Regions from separate parts of the Homo sapiens genome. Here region 1 is linked to region 2. A link is an interaction called in ENCODE POLR2A ChIA-PET data of the cell type or tissue named here. Cell type or tissue: GM12878. All regions are shown on one strand. Links, peaks and the distances in the headings refer to the core of each region. The heading gives the core; the rest is flanking DNA.

What was found. Peaks named below come from ENCODE experiments on the same cell type or tissue, not always from the same donor. Only the 100,000 strongest peaks of a DNase experiment are listed, where the experiment ranks them.
Region 1: POLR2A ChIA-PET joins it to region 2 with 5 read pairs; 17 of 35 experiments call an interaction of 5 or more read pairs at or near these places.

Annotation. Positions count from the first base shown.
Region 1 is chr9:19,436,094-19,446,606 of GRCh38, reverse strand. It overlaps ACER2 (alkaline ceramidase 2), which reads right to left. Exons shown (of 6, transcript NM_001010887.3): 5 at 189-326. Among named protein-coding and RNA genes, the nearest start is that of MAP1LC3BP1, 22 kb to the left of the region's middle. RefSeq lists enhancers at 1-410, 1-548. In GM12878, for the core only: no CTCF peak of the experiment used is centred there; a DNase peak (open chromatin) is centred at 4,636; H3K4me3 peaks cover 681 bases; H3K27ac peaks cover 1,272 bases.
Region 2 is chr9:19,387,044-19,397,556 of GRCh38, reverse strand. No RefSeq gene overlaps it. Among named protein-coding and RNA genes, the nearest start is that of RPS6, 12 kb to the right of the region's middle. In GM12878, for the core only: no CTCF peak of the experiment used is centred there; no DNase peak of the experiment used is centred there.

The sequences.
Region 1 (10,513 bases), core at 3,617-6,116, 51 kb before region 2:
CTGGAGTCAATTCAGCTTTTTACAAAGTGTGCTTTCAGTGGCTTCTGAACCATCTGACCGTCCACCTGAGGAGAGAAGCAAGCCAGCAACCCACAGGACACCTGTGCACCACTTGCAGGGTGAACAGAGCCCAACAGCAAGTGCAAACACACCTGTCCCCGGCCACCTCCCCATTAGCAGGGGCTTACCACATGCAGTGCAGGTAGGGGAAGTTGAAGGATGACAGCAGCTCGCAGAAAGCTCGGTCACTGATCCAGCAGAACAGGGCCAGGGTCCACCAGAGGCCCGAGAAGAGGCCCAGCTTAAACACACGCATGTTGTCACACCTGCACGGGGGTCCAGAGAGTCACTCATCGTCAGACCTTGTCTCCACCTCCTTGCTGGCCACCTTTCCTGTGTCTCCTTCGCTGGTTCCTCTCATGCCTACAACCCCAAGACACTGAAGTTCTTACCCAACACACAGTCACTCCACAGTCTCATGGATGTAAATACCATATGTACACAGATGGCTCACAGACACCCTTCCCACCCAGGCTTCTCTCCTGACTCCAGACTCATACACCCAACTACATTTTTGACACGAGCACCCTAATATGGATCTAAATTTAACAAGTCCATAACCTATTCTTCTCCCAATCTTTCTCCTTCTCACATAGCCCACATCTAGTCCATCAGCTCTCCCTTCAAAATATCTCAAACCTGACCTCTTTCCACCACCTCCATCTAGATCCATGCTACCGCCATCTCATCAGAGTCTCCTTCCACCCTTGCCCCTACAGCCAATTTAACAGCCTCCAGCATCTTCCTGTTTAACCAGAGGGAAAGCCAAAGTATTCACAGTGGCCACAAGGCCCCGGATGCATGATCTTCCCTTTTCCCCTTCACCTCCTCTCGTGTGTACTCTTCCCTCTCACTGCCCATACTCAAGCCACTGCAGGATTTGTGCTGTTCCACAAATATCCCAAGCATGCTCCTGCAAGACCATAGCACTCACTGTGCCCTCTTGCCTGGAATGCTCTTCCCTCACATGTAAATCTTTGCTCAAATGTCACTCAGTAAGCCTTTTCCTGATGCTATTTTTAACAATTTCAACACCTGTCTCCACCTCCCAGGTGACTCTCCCTAAGGCCTCCTTCCCTCCTTTAATTTTCTAGGTAGTGATTATAACCTCCCTGACACCCTCTGTGTTTCACTTATGTGTTTCCAGTGTGTGTTTATCCACTGACATGGAATCTGTTTACTGCTGTATCCCAGCACCTGGAAATGTGCCAGACACAGAAGGCACTCAACATGTGTTGAATGAAGGAATAACTTCTTACACACACTGGGACAAAATGGTTTTCTGAAAAAAATGCTAACAGCTCAATGAAAATTTCAATTGCCGTCTTCTTTCCTTGACAAAGACTTGCTCATAAAGTGGGTGAGTTCTACCCCTGGGGACGAACACCTGGGGGCAGCTGGTGGCTGAGCGTCCTTCTTCCCGGAGGGGACCACTCCTGGGTCAGTCAAGATCTCCTATGGGACCCAGAATACAACACGACATCTGCAATTGAGAAGAAGCTTAATTCCTCTTTGTTGAACCCACAGACAGGTGTTAAAAGCCTGACTGGCTAGTGCCCTTCCCAGATGCCTTTCACAAACATCAGCGAAAGCATCAATAAAAGTGGGACAGGTTCAGAAAGACCTGTTCAAAAACAAATCAAAATACTCTTGTAGGAAGGCTAAATACATCCCTTGAAAAGTTTTTAGAAAGAATAGAGGCCGATGACATGGGGAGACTTACATTCCCAGTTACTAAAACAAAGAGATAACAATTTCCATTTCTCGCTTTCGATTACCACTCTCTACCTTGAATGCCTCGCCTTTGGGCTGGTTCCCTCTCAAAAAGAGCTCATCTCTCACCTTGACCCACCCTCTCCTTCTCTCCAGGGCTCAGTCTCCAGGCTTCTTCCCACACACAATGCCAGATACTATAGGTCTCCCCTCAGTGCAAGCTCGTCCACAACCGTGGCCCACAGGCTGCATGCCGACCAGGATGGTTTCGAATGAGGCCCAACACAAATTTGTAAACTTTCTTAAAACATTATGAGATTTTATGCCGGGCGCGGTGGCTCAAGCCTGTAATTCCAGCACTTTGGGAGGCCGAGGCGGGCGGACCAGAGGTCAGGAGATCGAGACCATCCTGGCTAATCCGGTGAAACCTCGTCTCTACTAAAAATACAAAAAAATTAGTCGGGCGTGGTGGCGGGCGCCTGTAGTCCCAGCTACTCGGGAGGCTGAGGCAGGAGAATGGCGTGAACCCGGGAGGCGGAGCTTGCAGTGAGCCGAGATCGCGCCACTGCACTCCAGCCCAGGGGACAGAGCAAGACTCCGTCTCAAAAAAAAAAAACCATTATGAGATTTTTTTTTTTTGCGACTTTCTTTTTTTTTTTCTTTTCTTTTTTTTTTTTTTAGCTCATCAGCTATCATTAGTGTATTTTTTGTGTGGCCTAAGACAATTTTTCTTCCAATATGGCCCAGGGAAACCAAAAGAGCGGACACCCCTGCCTTAGCGCATTCTCTCAGGGCACCCTGCCATGTTCCTTCATAACTCTCATCACAAGTTGAAACTATGAATTTATTATCTGTGTAACATCTGGTATTAAACTAGCCTAGAGGCCGGGAGCTCACCCCTGTAATCCCAGCACTTTGGGAGGCCAAGGTGGGAGGATCACTTGAGATCAGGAGTTGGAGATCAGCCTGGCCAATGTGGTGATATCCCGTCTCTACCAAAAATACAAAAATTAGCCGGGGGTGGTGGCACATGCCTGTAATCCCAGCTACTTGGGAGGCTGAGGCAGGAGAATCACTTGAACCCAGATTGTGGAGGTTGCAGAGAGCTGAGATCGCACCACTGCTCCAGCCTGAGCTTCAAGAGCAAGACTCCATCTCAATAAACAAACAAACAAACAAACAAACTAGCCTAGAATCCCAGAGGAACTACCCCTGTTTTATTCACTAATGTATACTCCATGCCTGGCAACTGTGCCAGGCACTGTTAAATGCTTCCTGAATTAATGGATAAAATTATGCATAAATGGACCCTAATTTGGTAATTTGTAATTTGGGCAGAACATTATTTTTAGATTATTTAAGATTATTGGCCAGGCACGGTGGCTCATGCCTGTAATCCCAACACTCTTGGAGGCCAAGGCCGGGGGATCACGAGGTCAGGAGATCAAGACCATCCTGGCTGACAGGGTGAAACCCCGTATCTACTAAAAACACAATAAATGTGCCGGGCGTGGTGGCTCACACCTGTAATCCCAGCACTTTGGGAGGCTGAAGCAGGTGGATCACGAGTTCAGGAGATCAAGACCATCCTGGCTAACGTGGTGAAACCCTGTCTCTACTAAAAATACAAAAAAAATTAGCTGGGCATGGTGGCAGGCACCTGAAGTCCCAGCTACTCCGGAGACTGAAGCAGGAGAATGGCGCGAACCCGGGAGGCGGAGCTTGCAGTGAGCCGAGATCGCGCCACTGCACTCCAGCCTGGGCGACTGAGCAAGACTCCGTCTCAAAAAATAAATAAATAAAATTAAAAATTAAAAAATAAAAATACAATAAATTAGCCGGGCATGATGGCATGCATCTGTAGTCCCAGCTACTCGGGAGGCTGAGGTAAGAGAATCGCTTGAACCCAGGAGGCGGAGGTTGCAGTGAGCCGAGATAGTGCCACCGCACTCCAGCCTGGGCGACAGAGCGAGACCCCATCTCAAAAAAAAAAAAAGTATTTATTGGGCACCAAATTCCATGCTAGGCACTATAAAATACAAAATAAATAGGCCTCTTGCCTTGAATTTAAAAAATAAAATGAAAATAGGCAAGAACAAATATCAACAAATACATAGACAATTAGTCTGGGACACGAGGATCTATGAACATCCAGTGAAATTAAACCTAGAAAGTTTGGCTTAAGGAACACACCAGAACGGAGAGCAATGTGTTGGAGATGTCCTGCATGGAGGGCATCAACCGAGAGGGAGGTGCCCGGCCGTTAGTCACTGTAAGTGCCAGGACAGGGCCGGCTTGGCATGTACGAGGCAGGAGGGAGGCTCTGTAGAGCCTGGTCTCAGGGCAGCCTGTTACCTTTCTCTGCTTCTAGAAGAAGCAGATCCTGCTAGAAGCTGCTGACCAGCCTTATTTGCACTCGGGGCTTGTCCAAAGCTGCGGTCCATTAGGTTTCACTCCCATTTCTCAGGGCTTTTATCAAAATATCAATGTGAAGTGAAAAAGGGCGGACAAAAATCACATGTACAGCAGGACCTTATTCTACAAGAGAAAAGTCTGAATCTCTCCCATTTCTTCTCTTCTAGACCCTTGATTATATTCTCAATTTTTTCTTAACAATAAAATCACTCCTATAATCAGAAAAAGTATTTTTTTAAATATCAATGTATCTGAGTTACTCGGCAATGTACTTAACACCACCAATTTCAGTGTCAGGTCATGACCCAAAATCAGCATAAACTTTTGTTTTCTCATGGTCTAAGGGAGAGTTCAGAAAAGACAATGGAAATACTTCTCAGGAAGCTGGTTAAAAGAAATGACTAGAAACAAGCTTTAGGAATAAAGGCTAAAGAGAAAGAGAAAGTGAGAAAACAGTTCCTCCTCTATTACCTCTGAGCAAACTAGCGTGCAGTGAGAAACATTCAACTCAGACATAACATCATTGCAGGTGACAACCAGGGAAGATTCGGGAAAGAGGTCTAAGAGCAATAAGGGCATCCTTTTGTCTGGGTATTTTATCAAAGCAGGGAAACAACCGTCTTTTCTTTTCCTGGCTGGGAACTGGTGTGGTAAGTGACAAAGCAGTGAAAAAAGAGACCCCGTCCCTGCCTATGTGAAGTCGATGTTCAGCAGAGGGGACAGACAACAAACAAAACAATATAAATAATATAATTACAATCAGGATGGGTGCCATAAAGGAGAAGTTCAGGGTCCTGGAACAGCATATAAATAGCTCAGCCCAAACTGAAGGATGAGTATAAGTTAGCCAAGCAAGAGGGCCAGAAAAAGGGATGGCATAAATAAGGAAGGGGCTGGGGCTGGCAGGTGCAGGGTCCCCAGAAGAAACAGAAGGTCAGAGTGGCTGAGGATGGAAGGCAGAGGAGCTTCTTGTGGGAGTGATCAGCTCACAGGGGAAGGCTGGAGCATGTCAAGGATTTGGAACTTTATCTTCATTGCAACATCGACTGGTAGAAAAATGACTGTGCTCAGGGCTGGGCATGTGGCTCATGCCTGTAATCTCAGCAATTTGGGAGGCCAAGGAGGGCAGATCATGAGGTCAGCAGATTGAGACCATCCTGGCTAACATGGTGAAACCCCATCTCTACTAAAAATACGAAAAAGTAGCCAGGCATGGTGGCACATGCCTGTGGTCCCAGCTACTTGGGAGGCTGAGGCAGAAAAATCGCTTGAACCCGGGAGGCGGAGGTTGCAGTGAGCTGTGAGATCATGCCACTGCACTCCAGCCTGGGTGACACAGTAGGACTCTGTCTCAAAAAAAAAAAAAAAAAGAAAAAGAAAAAGAAAAATGTGCTGAAATGGCATGTTTGGGGAAGGAAGAGGATGCCAGGTTTCAGGCTTCAGTAACTGGGTAAATGGTGCTCCCCTTTTCTGCAACTTGAAATATGATGAAGAGAATCAGAGCTAGAAAAGGCAGATCAGGAATCTGGGTTTGGTCAAGTTGAATTTGAGATGCCTGTGATACATGGAATTAGACAGGTTAGGCAGGCAGCTAGACACATAATAGTAGAGTTAAGAGGAAGGACTGGGTTGGAGACGTAAGTTTAGGAGTCATCCACATATGTAGAGGAATTAAAGCCACAGAAGTAGAGGAGATCTTTCAGGGGGACGTAAAAAGGGAGAAAAACAGTGTCTTAATCCATGCAGGCTGTTATAACAAAACATTGTATACTGGGTGGCTGATAAAAACAGAAATTTGTTTCTCATAGTTCTAGAGGCTGGGAAGTCTGAGATCAAGGTGCCAGCAGAATCAGTGTCTAGTGAGGGCCATTCCTCACAGATGACACCTACTAGAGCTGTGTCCTCACATGGTAGAAGGGCCAAGGCAGCTCTCTGGGACCTCTTTTAGAAAAGCACTAATCCCATGTAGGAGGGCTCTACCCCCACTGACTTAAACACCTTCCAAAAGGGCCCACCTCCTAATATCATCACCTTATTAATTAGTATTTCAACATATGAATTCAGGGGAGATACAAACATTCAGACCATAGCAAGCAGGGAGTTGAGGGTGCACCTTAAGGGATTCCTACATGCAAAGCTGTGTAGAAAAGTAGGAGTCTACGCAAGAGACTGAAAAGGAGCTGCCGAGAGGTAGTGGGAAAGCCAGGAGGATGTGTTATCACAGGAGCCATGGCAAAGAACATTTCAAGCATGGTGAGGAGAACTAATTGGGCGAGCAGCCGAGAGAATAATACATAAGATACAGGGGGGTCTGAAAACTGATCACTGGGTGTATAGCCTATAGAGAGGGATTTGGGTAACAAAGTAGGGGCAGAAACCAGATTGGCAAGAGTTGAAGAGTAAATGAGAGGTAAGGGATAAAGGGAGCTTTCTTTGGGGGCGGGGGGATGGAGTCTTGCTCTGTTGCCCAGGCTGTAGTGCAATGGCGTGATCTCCACATCTCCACGCACCACAACCTCCGCCTCCTGGATTCAAGTGATTCTCCTGCCTCAGCCTCCCGAATAGCTGGGATTACAAGCATCTGCCACCACACTCAGCTAATTTTTTGTGTTTTTAGTAGAGATGAGGTTTCATCCTGTTGGCCAGGCTAGTCTTGAACTCCTGACCTCGTGATCCACCCTCCTCGGCCTCCCAAAGTGATGGGATTACAGGCATGAGCCACCAAGCCCAGCCGATGGAGCTTTTAAAGAAGTTTGGCTATGACAGCAAGGGTGAAAGGGTAGTAGCTAGAGATGTGGATGTGGATTAGTCCAGGCTGGGTGTTTGAGAAGGCAGTAGAGACTCAGATGTGTTTACAGGCTGATAAGAAAGCCCCTTTAGGCTGGGTCTCTACTAAAACTACAAAAATTAGCCAGGCATGGTGGCACACACCTGTAATCCCAACTACTCTACTGGGGAGGCTGAAGCAGGAGAATTGCTTGAACCTGGAGGTGAAGGTTACAGTGAGCCGAGATCTTGCCACTGCACTCCAGCCTGGGTGACAGAGCGAGACTACGTCTCCAAAAAAAAAAAAAGCAAGCCCCTTTAGAGAGGGAGCAGCAATATAGAGGACAATGTACAGGAGTGAAATGGACATAGGAGAGTGGAGGGAATAATCAATTCGTAGAAGACCAACCCTAATGGAAGAAAGTTTACCTGCCATGAAACTACCACTTGTTAATGTGATGATGAAGACCAATTAGCTTTAGTGATGGCTAGCTTTTCCAGGGCAGAACATTTTAAGCATGAAACAAATTATTTCTTATGTAATTATTTACAAAGATTAGAATATTAAAGGAAAATATATTTCCTTATGTAAAGATCACAATTGTGAAGTAGAATTTATTTAAACTGCATAATAATCTGCCCTAACCACTTGTGTCCTCCATTTGCTCTTCTTTAGGTCTTATGAACTTAAAATATTTTCTCAGCTGGGTGCAGTGGCTCACACCTGTAATCTCAGCACTTTGGGAGGCTGAGGTGGGAAGATTACCTAAGTGCAGGAGTTCGAAGATGCAATGAGCTATGATCATGCTACTGCACTCCAGCCTGGGCAACAGAGCAAGATCCCATCTCAAAAACAAAACAAACAAACAAACAAAAAACCTTTCCCTTTCCCTTTTCTTATAACAAAATTATAAGCTAAAACATATTATTACACTCAAGAGTTACAATGAAACTAGACTGCAGTGAATTCTCAAGAAACAGAGCTAAATCCAGAACATTCTATTCACTTCAAGCCTAATATAAGCTAGCATCACTGGACTGCATGCTACAAATGGAAATCATTTCAGATGTTGTCACCAGCAATTTAATTATGTGTTTGCCAAAGAGCTTTAAGATGTGTTAACATCCAGAGTTGGCTAGAGGAGGATGCAAATGGAGCCAAAGGCCCAGGAGCCAGTCCCTCCAGGTCCACAAACACGGCAGAGAAGTCACTTCAACTAACATCTTCACCCAAGGCACATTAGGGAGAGTTCCTGGATAATAAAGGTAAGATCCCTAAAAAACAGATACAATAGGAAGAAGCAGATGATTTAGCTATACTTGCTGAAACATAGTGGCAAGGAAAAGGAAAGGCAACAAGTATTTGCTGAGATCTACCATGTGACAGATACTAGACTAAATATCTTATTTAATCCTTACTGCAAGACTATGAGATCTAAGTATTATTATTCAATTTCAAATAAGGACAGTAAGACCTAAGTAAGTGAAGTAAATGCCCAAAGTTTCCAGGCTAGTAAAAGCCTGAACTGAGACCCAAACTCAGGACTTTCTAGCCCCATAACCCATGCTCCACTAAACTGAGGGAGTCTCAAGAAATTTCATAACTCTGTATCTTGCCCAGTCATTAGCAAGATACAGACCTTTGACTTTTCAGAGGTAATGGGCACCATGGAAAATTCAGAGTTCCACAAAATAAAATTACTGCCTTTGAGAACACAACATCAGAGAGGAAGATGAGAAGAAAAGGAGATAAGTATCTATATTTAAGAGAGAATGCGCTAAGTACAATGTAAAAGCACAAAGAGTTTAGGAAGAGGGCAATTACATCTGGTTGAGGGGATAAGAAGGGGTTAAGAAAGGCCTCGTGAAGGAGCAGGTGTCTAGGATGCACATTGCAGAAGGGGTAGGATTTTGGAAAGTAGTAGTAGGAAAGGGCATTTCAGGGGGAGAAGAAAGTATGAGCAAAGATCTGAAGACCAGAAAACAAGGAGGTGGTCCAAATTGGTTGGTCATAGGACATGCAGAAGGAAACAGAGGAAGAAAAAGCTCTAAGGGAAGCTTAGACAACGAGGCGCCACTGAAGGTTTTTGTAAAGGATAAGGGAGTAACAGTCTGAAAGAAGAGATTGGAGGAAGAAGAGACTGGTTAGAAAGCAAATGCAATGGTCCTCTGGAGGGGTGTGAGGGTGGAGCAATGGATATGGGAGGAGGTGACAGATGAAACATTGCAGAGGGCGATTCCATGAAATCCAGCAATCACCTGAGGTGGCAGGAGATGAGGGACCCAATGATTGTAGGATTTCAAGTGTAATGGAGTCAGAAAATAGTGACACCATTAAAATCATTTGGGGACTCTAAGACAGAATTTGGGAAAGGCACTGAGGGAAATCGTAGGCAAACAGGGCATGCAGCCAAGACAGTAATCTTGCCTATTACAGTTTAGGAAGGCTCTGACTGGGATACCCAGCAGATAGCTGGGAATATGAAACTGGACTTCAGGAAAGAGACGAGGATGGACTGCAGAAAACCATGCAGAGTGATGACAGCTGAACACAAGAGGGTGAATGAGATTTTCAAGAACAGAAAAGGTTGAATACACAATCTTGGAGAATGCCTACCTTAGGAAGCAAAGGAGCAGAGTAGGAACAGTCAGGTATGAAAGCCTGTATTACACAGGATCAGAGAAGCCAAAAGAAGAAAATTCAGAGAGGGAGGAGGCTGACAGTGTCAGATTCTTCAGACAGCCAAGGATAGGGAGCACTGAAAACAAGCTATTCTATTTGGAAGTAGAAGGCCATTAGCACAGCCTAAGGAAATAATGTAATAAGTGCACAAAGATACACAAAGATGTTCATCACAGAGATATTTCTAATAATGAAAAACTGGAAACAACCTAAATGGTCAAAAACAGGAAATGTGTTGACTAATTAAAATAAATTAAAAGTAAATTACAATCCTACATGGCCATTTAAAACGAGGACCTAGATCTGTATTGATTTACAGAGAAGGAGGACTACAATACATTCCTAAGTGAGAAAGTCAAATTTCAGATTAACTCATACGAGAATGAGCTAATTTTTATTTAAAAAAAATACAGCTAGATTTTTTTTTAAAGATGGCAAAGAATAAAAAAGGCTGTAAGAAGATACAAGATACACCAAAAAGCTAACAGTCATTATCAAATGGCAGGTTTGGTTATTTTATTTTTATTTAGTACATAAAAACTATGAGCCAAGTACTATCAAATATTAATTTTCCTGAATAAGTGACAGATTTCTTTTTTGCTTGTCTATATTCTCCAATTTATCTACAAAAAAATATGAGCTACTTGATAAAATTAGTTTTTTAAAAAACGTCATTAGTGACTCTTGAATGAACATTTCAGACTAAAGATGGGGAGGGGAGCCAGACTGCAAGGGATTCAAGAAGGAAGGGCAGGCTGGCTGCAGTGGCTCACACCTGCAATCCCAATACTTTGGGACGCTGAGGCAAGAGGACTGCTTGAGGCCAGGAGTTTGAGAACCCCTGAGCACAGTGGGACTTTGTCTCTATTAAGAAAA
Region 2 (10,513 bases), core at 5,281-7,780:
GTGTTAAAAAAAAACAAAAAATATAAAAGGGTAATTAATTAAACTAAATCCTGAAGAAGATGAGAAGAGATAGAATTGAAAGTTCAAGATCTTTCATTTTGCCTGAAGAGAAGGGATGGCATGGAGTAGCCAAGTATTGTTCTGTCTCTCCTGGCATCTCTTCCTTTTCCAAGACCTTCTGCTTCTTCTTATTCAATGAGGACAGCCCACCTCCCACCTTCCCCCAACCCCCAACTCCGTTCAGATGGCTACCATAAGAACAACCATGGTATACACTGTGACCTGACTCTGTGGCTAACGTTCATTGGTCCAGGAGTGAGTCGTGATCTAAGCTGGCTAATCAGAATGCATTTGTGGGAATTTCAAATCAGAATCGAGCTCTTCCAGTTCCACATGGTTGACTGACGAAATGGAGATATAAACCTGGGCACTATTGGTGGCCTATGCCACCAGATGGCTGGGCAAGCAGAACTAGTTAACAGTAGAGAGAATAATGATGCTGTCCCAAAGAAGGCTGTATAGAAAGAGGTGGTAAGGAGTCCCTAGCTCCAGCTATATGCCCAGGATCCAACCACATACAAAGTTTCCCAAGATACCCTGGAAACTTTATAGTAAAGTCACATTTTTGTTTAAGCTAGTTGGAGTTGGGTTTATGTGACTTAAAATCAAATGTCCTAACAGAACCCTGTGCTAAGAAAGAGGGGAATGTAGAGAGTGATAGATATGAATACCTTGACACGTTTTGAGGATGAGAGAAGATAAAGCAGTTCATATTTCTGAAAGAAGTGGGAGAAAATATTGTCTACTGAAAAGGAGGGGGTTAAGTATGTCAGGGCCTTAAAGGCAGTGGAAAAGATAAGGACCAGTGAGCTCACCCTTCATTCTCTAATCATAACACATAAAGGTAAGGATCTGAAATGTCGTATGTTCAATAGGGGCAGTCATTGCCAGGAAAGTTGCAGGCCAGCCACCAAGAAGCCATGAAAAAGATCTTTAATCTTTCTCATCGGGCGCAGTGGCTCACACCTGTAATCCCAGCACTTTGGGAGGCCGAGGCGGGCAGATCACGACAGGAGTTCGAGACCATCCTGGCTAACATGGTAAAACTCCGCCTCTACTAAAAATACAAAAAATTAGCCGGGCGCAGTGGCGGGCGCCTGTCGTCCCAGCTACTTGGGAGGCTGAGGCAGGAGAATGGTGTGAACCCAGGAGGCGGAGCTTGCAGTAAGCCGAGATTGTGCCACTGCACTCCAGCCTGGGCGACAGAGCAAGACTCCATCTCAAAAAAAAAAAAAATGCAGCTTGGGGAACAAATGATACAGTAGTTAGGAGACACTTGACCCTCCTCTGAAGTGTGAAAATTCAAAGAAATTTCATCTTAGAAATATTTGATGGTTCTCAAAATGAACACAACACAAGTACTTAGATCTCTCATCACATCAAAAAAGTTATTAATGTGTTTTAGGGCAAGCATTTCAAATGAGTCTTTCACAGGATTAGTGACATTTTTAGAAAATAATATGTGTAGTCGGGTGCGGTGGCTCACACCTGTATTCCCAGCACTTTGGGAGGCCGAGGCGGGCAGATTACCTGAGGTCAAGAGTTCGAGACCAGCTTTGTCAACATGATGAAACCCTGTCTCTACTAAAAATACAAAAATTAGCCGGGCATGGTGGTGTGCACCTGTAATCCCGGCTACTAAGGAGGCTGAAGCAGGAGAATCGCTTGAACCCGGAAGGCAGGGGGTTGCAGTGAGCTGAGATTGCGCCATTGCACTCCAGCCTGGATGAGAAGAGCAAGACTATCAGAAAGAAAGAAAGAAGAAAGAGAGAGAGAGAGGAAGGAAGGAAGGAAGGAAGGAAGGAAGGAAGGAAGGAAGGAAGGAAGGAAGGAGAAGGAGGGAGAGAGTCTAAATAATATGTTATCTCCTTCCATACTTCAACTAAGTACAAACGAGTCATGAATTTTTAGTGTCCACCTTTCCAGCCAGTCAATGAGGAACAGGAAGAGGATGGGGCCCTAGTGTCTCTGAGCCACACAGCTCCCCCTGCCATCTTGGTGGTGCTCCTGGGTTCTGTGTGGTTTCCTACCAGAAGATGAACTCAACCAGATTAAATCCCACTCTCAACTTCCACCTGTGGACCTGCTGAAACCCCAGGGTCAATTGTTGCCAGAATTGTTATCTGCTCTTGTCAGGCCCAGAAGGGTCTTCTTCCAGTCTCTAGGTAGATACGGTCTTCGTTCTCCTAAGGGAATCAGTCCATTTGCATGATCTGGGTGTCTATAATGTTGTCATTTTGAAAATTCTATATTAAGGGAATCAAATGGAATGTAACCTTGCAAATTGGCTTTTTTTTTCACTAAGCATAATTCTGTGGATATTTATTCACTGCATATATCAATAGCTCTTGCTGTTTATCGCTGAGCAGAATTCCATGGTGTGGATATACCAATTTGTTTAACCATCATCACCCATTAAACGACATCTGGGTTTTTTTTCTTTTTCTCACATTTTGCTATTACAAATAGTAGCTCATATCAACATTCATTATAGGTTTTGGTGTAAATACAACTCATCATTTCCCTAAGGTAAATGTCCAGGTGTGAAATTGCTGGGTTTCATGGTAATTCCATGTTTATTGTTTTAGGATACTGACAAACTGTTTTCCAGAGTGAATATCCCATTTTACATTCCCACCAGCAACGTATGATTTCCTAGTTTATCCACATCCCCACATTTGGTGTTGTCACTGTTTTTTATCTCAGCCATTCTGATAGTTGTGTAATAATATCTCATTGTGGTTTTAATATACGTTTCCCCAATAGGTAATGATGTTGAATATCTTTGCACGTGCTTAGTAGCCTTCTGCATAACTCCTTCAGTGAAATTCTCTGCATATCTTTTGCTCATGTTCTAATTGGATTGTTTGTTTTATTTTGGCTTCATTTATTCCTTCTGTAGCACTCTTTCTTTATTTAGATATGAGTTTCTGACCTATATAATTTTCCTTCTCTCTGAAGAACTTCTTTTAACATCTCTTGCAAGGCAAGTATACTCCATTTTTTAATGCATAGAAAGTTTTCATTTCTCCTTCACTTTTTTTTTTTTTTTTTTTTTTTTTTTTTTGAGACGGAGTCTCACTCTGTCGCCCAGGCTGGAGTGCAGTGGCGCGATCTCGGCTCACTTGCAAGCTCCGCCTCCCAGGTTCATGCCATTCTCCTGCCTCAGCCTCCTGAGTACCTGGGACTACAGGCGCCCGCCACGACGCCCGGGTAATTTTTTGTATTCTTTTTTTAAGTAGAGACGGGGTTTCACCATGTTAGCCAGGATGGTCTCCATCTCCTGACCTCGTGATCCGCCTGCCTCGGCCTCCCAAAGTGCTGGGATTACATGGTATTACAGGTGTGAGCTACTGAGCTGGCTTTTTTTTTTTTTTTTTTTTTTTTTTTGAGACAGGGTCTCACTCTGCCACCCAGGCTGGAGTGCAGTGGTGAGATCTCGGCTCACTGCAACCTCCGTCTCCCCACTTCAAGGGATTCTTCTGTCTCAACCTCCCGAGTAGCTGGGAGTACCGGCACACCATCACGCCTGGCTAATTTTTATATTTTTAGTACAGACAGGGTTTCACCATATTGACCAGGCTGGTCTCAAACTCCTGACCTCAGGTGATCCACCTGCCTCGGCCTCCCAAAGTGTTGGGATTACAGGCGTGAGCCACCTTGCCCGGCCTATTTCTCCTTCACTTTTGAATGATAATTTTGCTAGATACAGAATTTTAGGCTGGTAGGTTTTTCTTTCAACACTTTAAATATTTTAGAATATTCTTTTCTTGTTTGCATACTTTCTGAAGAAAAGTTTGATATGCTTCTTACCAAGTAAGGTTACTGTTGAGTTTTATGAGGTTTTTTTTTGTATATTCTAGATACTAGCCCTTGTCAGATATGTGCTTTGCAAATAATTTCTTCCACTCTGTAGTTTGTCTTTGCATTCTCTTAACAGGATATTTTAAGAGTAAAAGTTGGCTGGGCATGGTAGTTCACACTTGTAATTCCAGCACCCTGGGAGGTTGAGGCAGGAGGATTGTTTGCATCCAGGAGTTTGTGACCAGCCTGGGCAACGTAGTGAGACTCCATTATCTACCAAAACAAAAAAAAAAAATCAGCTGGGTGTGGTGGTGCGCATCAGTAGTCCCAGGCTACTCAGGAGGCTAAAGTGGGAGGATCACTTGAACCTGGGAGGTCAGGGCTGCAGTGAGCCATGATCCTGCCACTGTATTCAGCCTGGATGACAGAGTGAGACCCTGTATCCAAAAGCAAAAAAAAAAAAGAAAGAAAGAAATTTGTTAATTTTGATGAAGTCTGACTTACCAGTTTCTCCTTTTTTTATGACTTAAGTTTTGGCCAATATAGTGAAACCTGGTCTCTACTAAAAATACAAAAATTAGCCAGGCGTGGTGGTGAGTGCTTGTATTCCCAGCTACTTGGGAGGCTGAGGCAGGAGAATCGCTTGAACCCAGGAGGCGGAGGTTGCAGTGAGCCAAGATCGCACCATTGCATTCCAGCCTAGGAAACAAGAGTGAAACTCTGTCTCAAATAAATAAATAAATAAGAATTCTTTGCTTACCCCTAGATCTAGAAGATCTTCTCCTATTTAAAAAAAAAAGTTTTAAGGCTGGGCGTGGTCACTCACGCCTGTAATCCCAGCACTCTGGAAGGCCAAGGCAGTCAAATCACGAGGTCAGGAGATCAAGACCATCCTAACATGGTGAAACCTCGTCTCTACTAAAAATACAAAAAATTAGCCAGGTGTGGTGGCACGCACCTGTAGTCCAAGCTACTTGGGAGGTTGAGGCAGGAGAATCGCTTGAACCCAGAAGGCGGAGGTTGCAGTGAGCTGAGATCGTGCCACTGCACCCCAGCCTGGGTGACAGAGTGAAACCCTATATCAAAAAAATAAAAATAGGCCGGGCGCGGTGGCTCACGCCTGTAATCCCAGCACTTTGGGAGGCCGAGGCGGGCGGATCACGAGGTCAGGAGATCGAGACCATCCCGGCTAAAACGGTGAAACCCCGTCTCTACTAAAAATACAAAAAAAAATTAGCCGGGCGTAGTGGCGGGCGCCTGTAGTCCCAGCTACTTGGGAGGCTGAGGCAGGAGAATGGCGTGAACCCGGGAGGCGGAGCTTGCAGTGAGCCGAGATCCCGCCACTGCACTCCAGCCTGGGCGACAGAGCGAGACTCCGTCTCAAAAAAAAAAAAAAAATAAAATAAAAAAAATAAAAAAAAATAAAATAAAAAGTTTTATAGTTTTACATTTTACAGTTAAGTGTGTAATCCATTTTGGTTTAATCTTTGTATAATGTGTGAGACTTAGGTCAAGGTTCATTTTTTTCCCTATGGCTGTCCCATTGCTTCAGCATCATTTGTTGAAAGATTATCTGTCCTCCATTGAACTGTTTTTTCAAGTATGTCAAAAAATCAGGTGGACATATTTGTGAGGATCTACTTCTGGGTTCTCTGTTTTATTCATGTATCTATGTATTTGTCCCACTACCAGTAACATATAGTCTTATTATTATATATTATATATTATTATATATATAATATTATTATATATATTATTATATATAATAATATTATATATTATTATATATATAATATTATAATATATATTATTATTATATATATAATAATTATTATATATTATTATTATAGACTTATTATACTGCAGCTATAATAAGTCTTAAAATCAGGTTGACTGTTTCCTTCCACTTTCTTTTTGAACATTGTTTTTAGCTATTTTAGTTCCTTTGCCTTTCCATATACATTTTAGAATAATCTTGTCTACATCTATAAAGAATTTTCCTGAGATTTTGATGGGAATTGCATTAAACATATATATCAGTTTGAAAAGAATTTATATCTTTACTGTGTTGAAACTTCCACTCCATGAGTACAGTTTGTCTCTTCATTAATTTAGATCTTTTGATGTCTTTCATTAACATTGTGTACTTTTCATCATTTAAATAATGTACATGTTTTATTAGATTTCATTTCCTTGACTGATTGTATTGCATTTTTAATTAGTGCTCACATGTTCATAGCTAGTGCTTACAAATATGATTGATTTTTGTATTTTAGCTTGTATTTTGTGATCTTCCTGAACTCACTTATTACTTATAAGAATTTGTAGATTCCTTGGAATTTCCTTAGTAGATAACCATGAGTGGTGACAAAAGACATCTTCACCTTGTTCCTGAGCTTAGGTGGAAAGCATTCAGTCTTTTATCATTACGTATAATATCAACTGTGGGTTTTTTTGTAGATACTCCTCATCAGGTTGAGGATTTTTTTTCTTTCCCTATTTCCTGAAAGTTTTTATCATGAGTGGATATTGAATTTTGTGAAATGCTTTTTGTACATTTAGTGATATGATATGATTTTTCTTCTTTACTATGTTCATGTGGCAGATTACATTGATTGAGATTTTAATATTAAGAAAGACTTGCATCCCTGGAATAAAACCCACGTGGTCATGGTATATAATTCTTTATATACATTGCTGAATTATATATTCTAATGTTTTGTTAAAGATTTCTGTGTCTATATTTATGAAGCGTATTAGCCTATAGTTTTCTTTTTTGTACTGGTTTTATCTGGCTTTGACATCAAGATAATAATACTAGCTTCATAAAATTAGTTTTATGTGTTCATTGAGTGTTCCTTCCTCTTCTATTTTCTGAAAGAGAGTGTACGGAATTGCTCTTAATTCCTCTTCAAATATTTGGTATAACTATCCAGGAAAACCATCTGGGCCTGAAGATTTCGGACAGCTTTTAACTTATGAATTACATTTCCTTAATAGTTATAAGGCTATTCAAATTACCTATTTTATATTGGGTGAGGTTGTGGTCATTTGCAGTTTTCAAGGAATTCATCCATTTCCATGGCTATATACCCATCTACACACATCATTTATGTGTGTAGAGTTTGTAGTGTTCCTTTACAATCCCTTTGATGTCTGCAGGACCTGTAATGGTTATTTTGTTTCATTGTTGATATTGACAATTTGCATCTTTTTTTTCAGTCTTGCTAGTTGTTTGTGAAGTTTATTGATCTTTTCAGAGAATCAGCTCTTTATTTTATTGATTTTTTTCTATGATATTTTCCATTTCATTCTATTCTGCTTTTAACCTTATTATCTCCTTCCATCTTCTTGGTTTTGGTTTATTTTACTCTTCTTTTTCTAGGTTCTTGAGGTGGGAGGTTAGCTTATTGATTTGAGGTTTTTGCCTCCTCTAATATATGCATTTAGTGTTATAAGTTTCCCTTTCAGTGCTGCTTTAGCTGCGTCCCACAAATTTTGATTTTATTTTTATTTTCATTCAGTTCAACTGATTTTTAAATGTCCTTTGAAACTTCCTTTTTGATGCATAGATCATGTAGAAGTATGTGGTTTAGTTTTCAAGTGTTTGTTGATTTTTGTTTTCTTTTTTTTAACTTTTATTTTAGGTTCAAGAATACATACGCATATTTGTTACATAGGTAAACTTGTGTCATGGGAGTTTGTTGTACAGATTATTTCATCACCCAGGTATTAAGACTCATACCCATTAGTTACTTTTCCTGATCCTCTCCTTCCTCCCAACCTCCACCTCCCAACTGGTCCCAGTGTGTGTTGTTCCCCTCTTATGTGTCCATGTGTTCTCATCGTTCGGCTCCCTCTTATAAGTGGGAACATGCGGTATTTGGTTTTCTGTTTCTGTGTTTGTTTGATAAGGATATTCATATTCCAGCTCCATTCATATTCCTGCAAAGGACATGGTCTCATTCTTTTTTATGGCTGCATAGTATTCCATGGTGTATATGTACTACATTTTCTTTATCCAGTCTACCATTGATGGGCCTTTAGGTTGATTCAATGTCTTTGCTATTGTGAACAGTGCTGCAGTGAACATACGTGTGCATGTGTCTTTATGACAGATGATTTATATTCCTTTGGGTACATACCCAATAATGGGATTGCTGGGTTGAATGGTAGTTCTGTTTTTAAGTCTTTGAGGAATCGCCACACTGTTTTCTACAGTGGTTGAACTAATTTACACCCCCACCAACAGTGTATAAGCATTCCTTTTCCTGTGCAATCTTGCCAGCAACTTTTATTGTTTTTTCACTTTTTAATAATAGCCATTCTGACTGGTGTGAGATGGTATCTCGCTGTGATTTGGATTTGGATTTCTCTAATCATCAGTGATATTAAGCTTTTTTCTCATATGCTTGTTGGCCGCGTGTATGTCTTCTTTTGAAAAGTGTTAATGTCCTTTGCCCACTTTTTAATGTGGTTTTCTTGTAAAATTAAGTTCTTTATAGATGCTGGATATTAGACCTTTGTCAGATGCATTGCTTGCAAGAATTTTCTCCCATTCTGTAGGTTGTTTACTCTGTTGATAGTTTCTTATACTGTGCAAAAGCTCTTTAGTTTAATTAAATCCCATTTGTCAATATTTGCTTTTGTTGTGATTCCTTTTGGCATCTTTGTCGTGAAATCTTTGCCCATTCCTATGTCCAGAATGGTATGGCCTAGGTTGTCTTCCAGGATTTTTATAGTTTTGGGTTTTACATTTAAGCCTTTAATCCATCTTGAGTTGATTTTTATATATAGTGTAAGGAAGGGGTCCAGTTTCAGTCATCGGCATATGGCTAGCCAGTTATCTCAGCACCATTTATTGAACACGGTGTCCTTTCCCCACTGATTGTTTTTGTCAGGTTTGTCAAAGATCAGATGGTTGTATGTGTGCAGCCTTATTTTTGTGCTCTCTCCTCTGTTCCATTGGTCTATGTGTCTGTTTTTGTGCCAATAGTACCAGGTTCTTTTGGTTACTGTAGCCCTGTAGTATAGTTTGAAGTTGGGGAACGTGATGGCTCATATTGGCATCTATTGATTGTCTTTTTTCACTTAGGTTTTTTGTTTTGTTTTTGAGATGGAGTCTCACTCTGCCACCAGGCTGGAGTGCAGTGGCATGATCTCGGCTCACTGTAACATCCGACTCCCTGGTTTCACCATATTGGCCAGGCTGGTTTCAAACTCCTGACCTCAAGTGATCCGCCCACCTCGGCCTCCCAAAGTGCTGGGATTACAGGTGTGAGCCACCACGCCCGGCCGTGAATTATATTTTAATACAATTATGAAGGAAGGAAGGGACATATTGGGGAAAATGTGGAATTTTTATGCAGGGCTAATTTGTCTTACATACAGAGTGCTAACAATCCAACAGAAAAAAAATGAGTGAAAAACAGGAACAGAAAAATACATGACAAGATGCTTAATTCACAGTAACAAAACTATAAACTAAAACTACATTGAAATAACATGTATTTCCTCCGACTGACAAAATTCCAAAGTTTGGCAGCACTTAGTAAGACTTTAGGGTATCAGGCACTCTCATACATTGTTAGTAGGGGTGTACATTGGAACAATCCTATGGAGAGCAATGTAGCAGTATTTATCAAAATTACAAATGCAGGCTGGGCATGGTGGCTCATGCCTGTAATTCCAATACTTTGCGAGGCTGAGGCAGGCAGGTCACTTGAGGTCAGGAGTTTGAGACCAGCCTGGCCAGCATGGTGAAACTCCGTCTCTACTAAAAATACAAAAATCAGCAGGGTGTGGTGGCGGGTGCCTATAATCCCAGCTACTTGGGAGGCGGAGGTTGCAGTGAGCTAAGATCATGCCACTGCAGTCCAGCCTGGGCGACATACTGAGACTCCATCAAAAAAAAAAAAGAAAGAAAGAAAGAAAGAAAATAGTCCAGCATATTTTTAGGCTGATGGAGGATGATTCAGACATTTAGATTATTTCTGCCTTTTGCTGTACTACAGTGCCTTTTAAATACCTCTGTTATATCTCTTTATCTATTTATATGTTTCTTTTTCCATTAGATAAATAATTCCTTGGAAGCAAGGGCCATCACTCCTCATCTCTATCTCCTGCTGCTAGCCTGGTGCTGACATAAAGCAGTGCTCAGCATATATTTGTTCAACAATGTTGTTGAGGGCTCTCCCCATGGCTGTCCACCATTTGAATGAATCCAGAACACCTCAGCACCAAGTTCAGGCTTCCATCTTGCAGCAAGGTTCTGCAACTTGTGTTGGAATTCTCAGGAAAAACTGCCAGAAGCAGTACGACTAAAACCAGGCAGATGGAGCACAGAAAGGAAGGCACTGCTCACAGCGAAAACCACATGATCAAAGTCAGAGGTGCTGGCATAATGACGATGATGAGGATGGTGGTGGTTGTGATGATGAGGATAGTTAACATTTATTGAGAGTCTACTATGTACCAAGAACTGTTTAACTTTTATAATGTATTAGTTAATTCCTGACAAGAAGTCTATGAATAAGGTATTATCTTCATCTTACAGATGGGGAAACTAAGACAGGAATAAGTTGCCCAACATCATATAACTATGAAGAAATACAAATACATGAGACCAAAAGAATATATATAGTGCCTT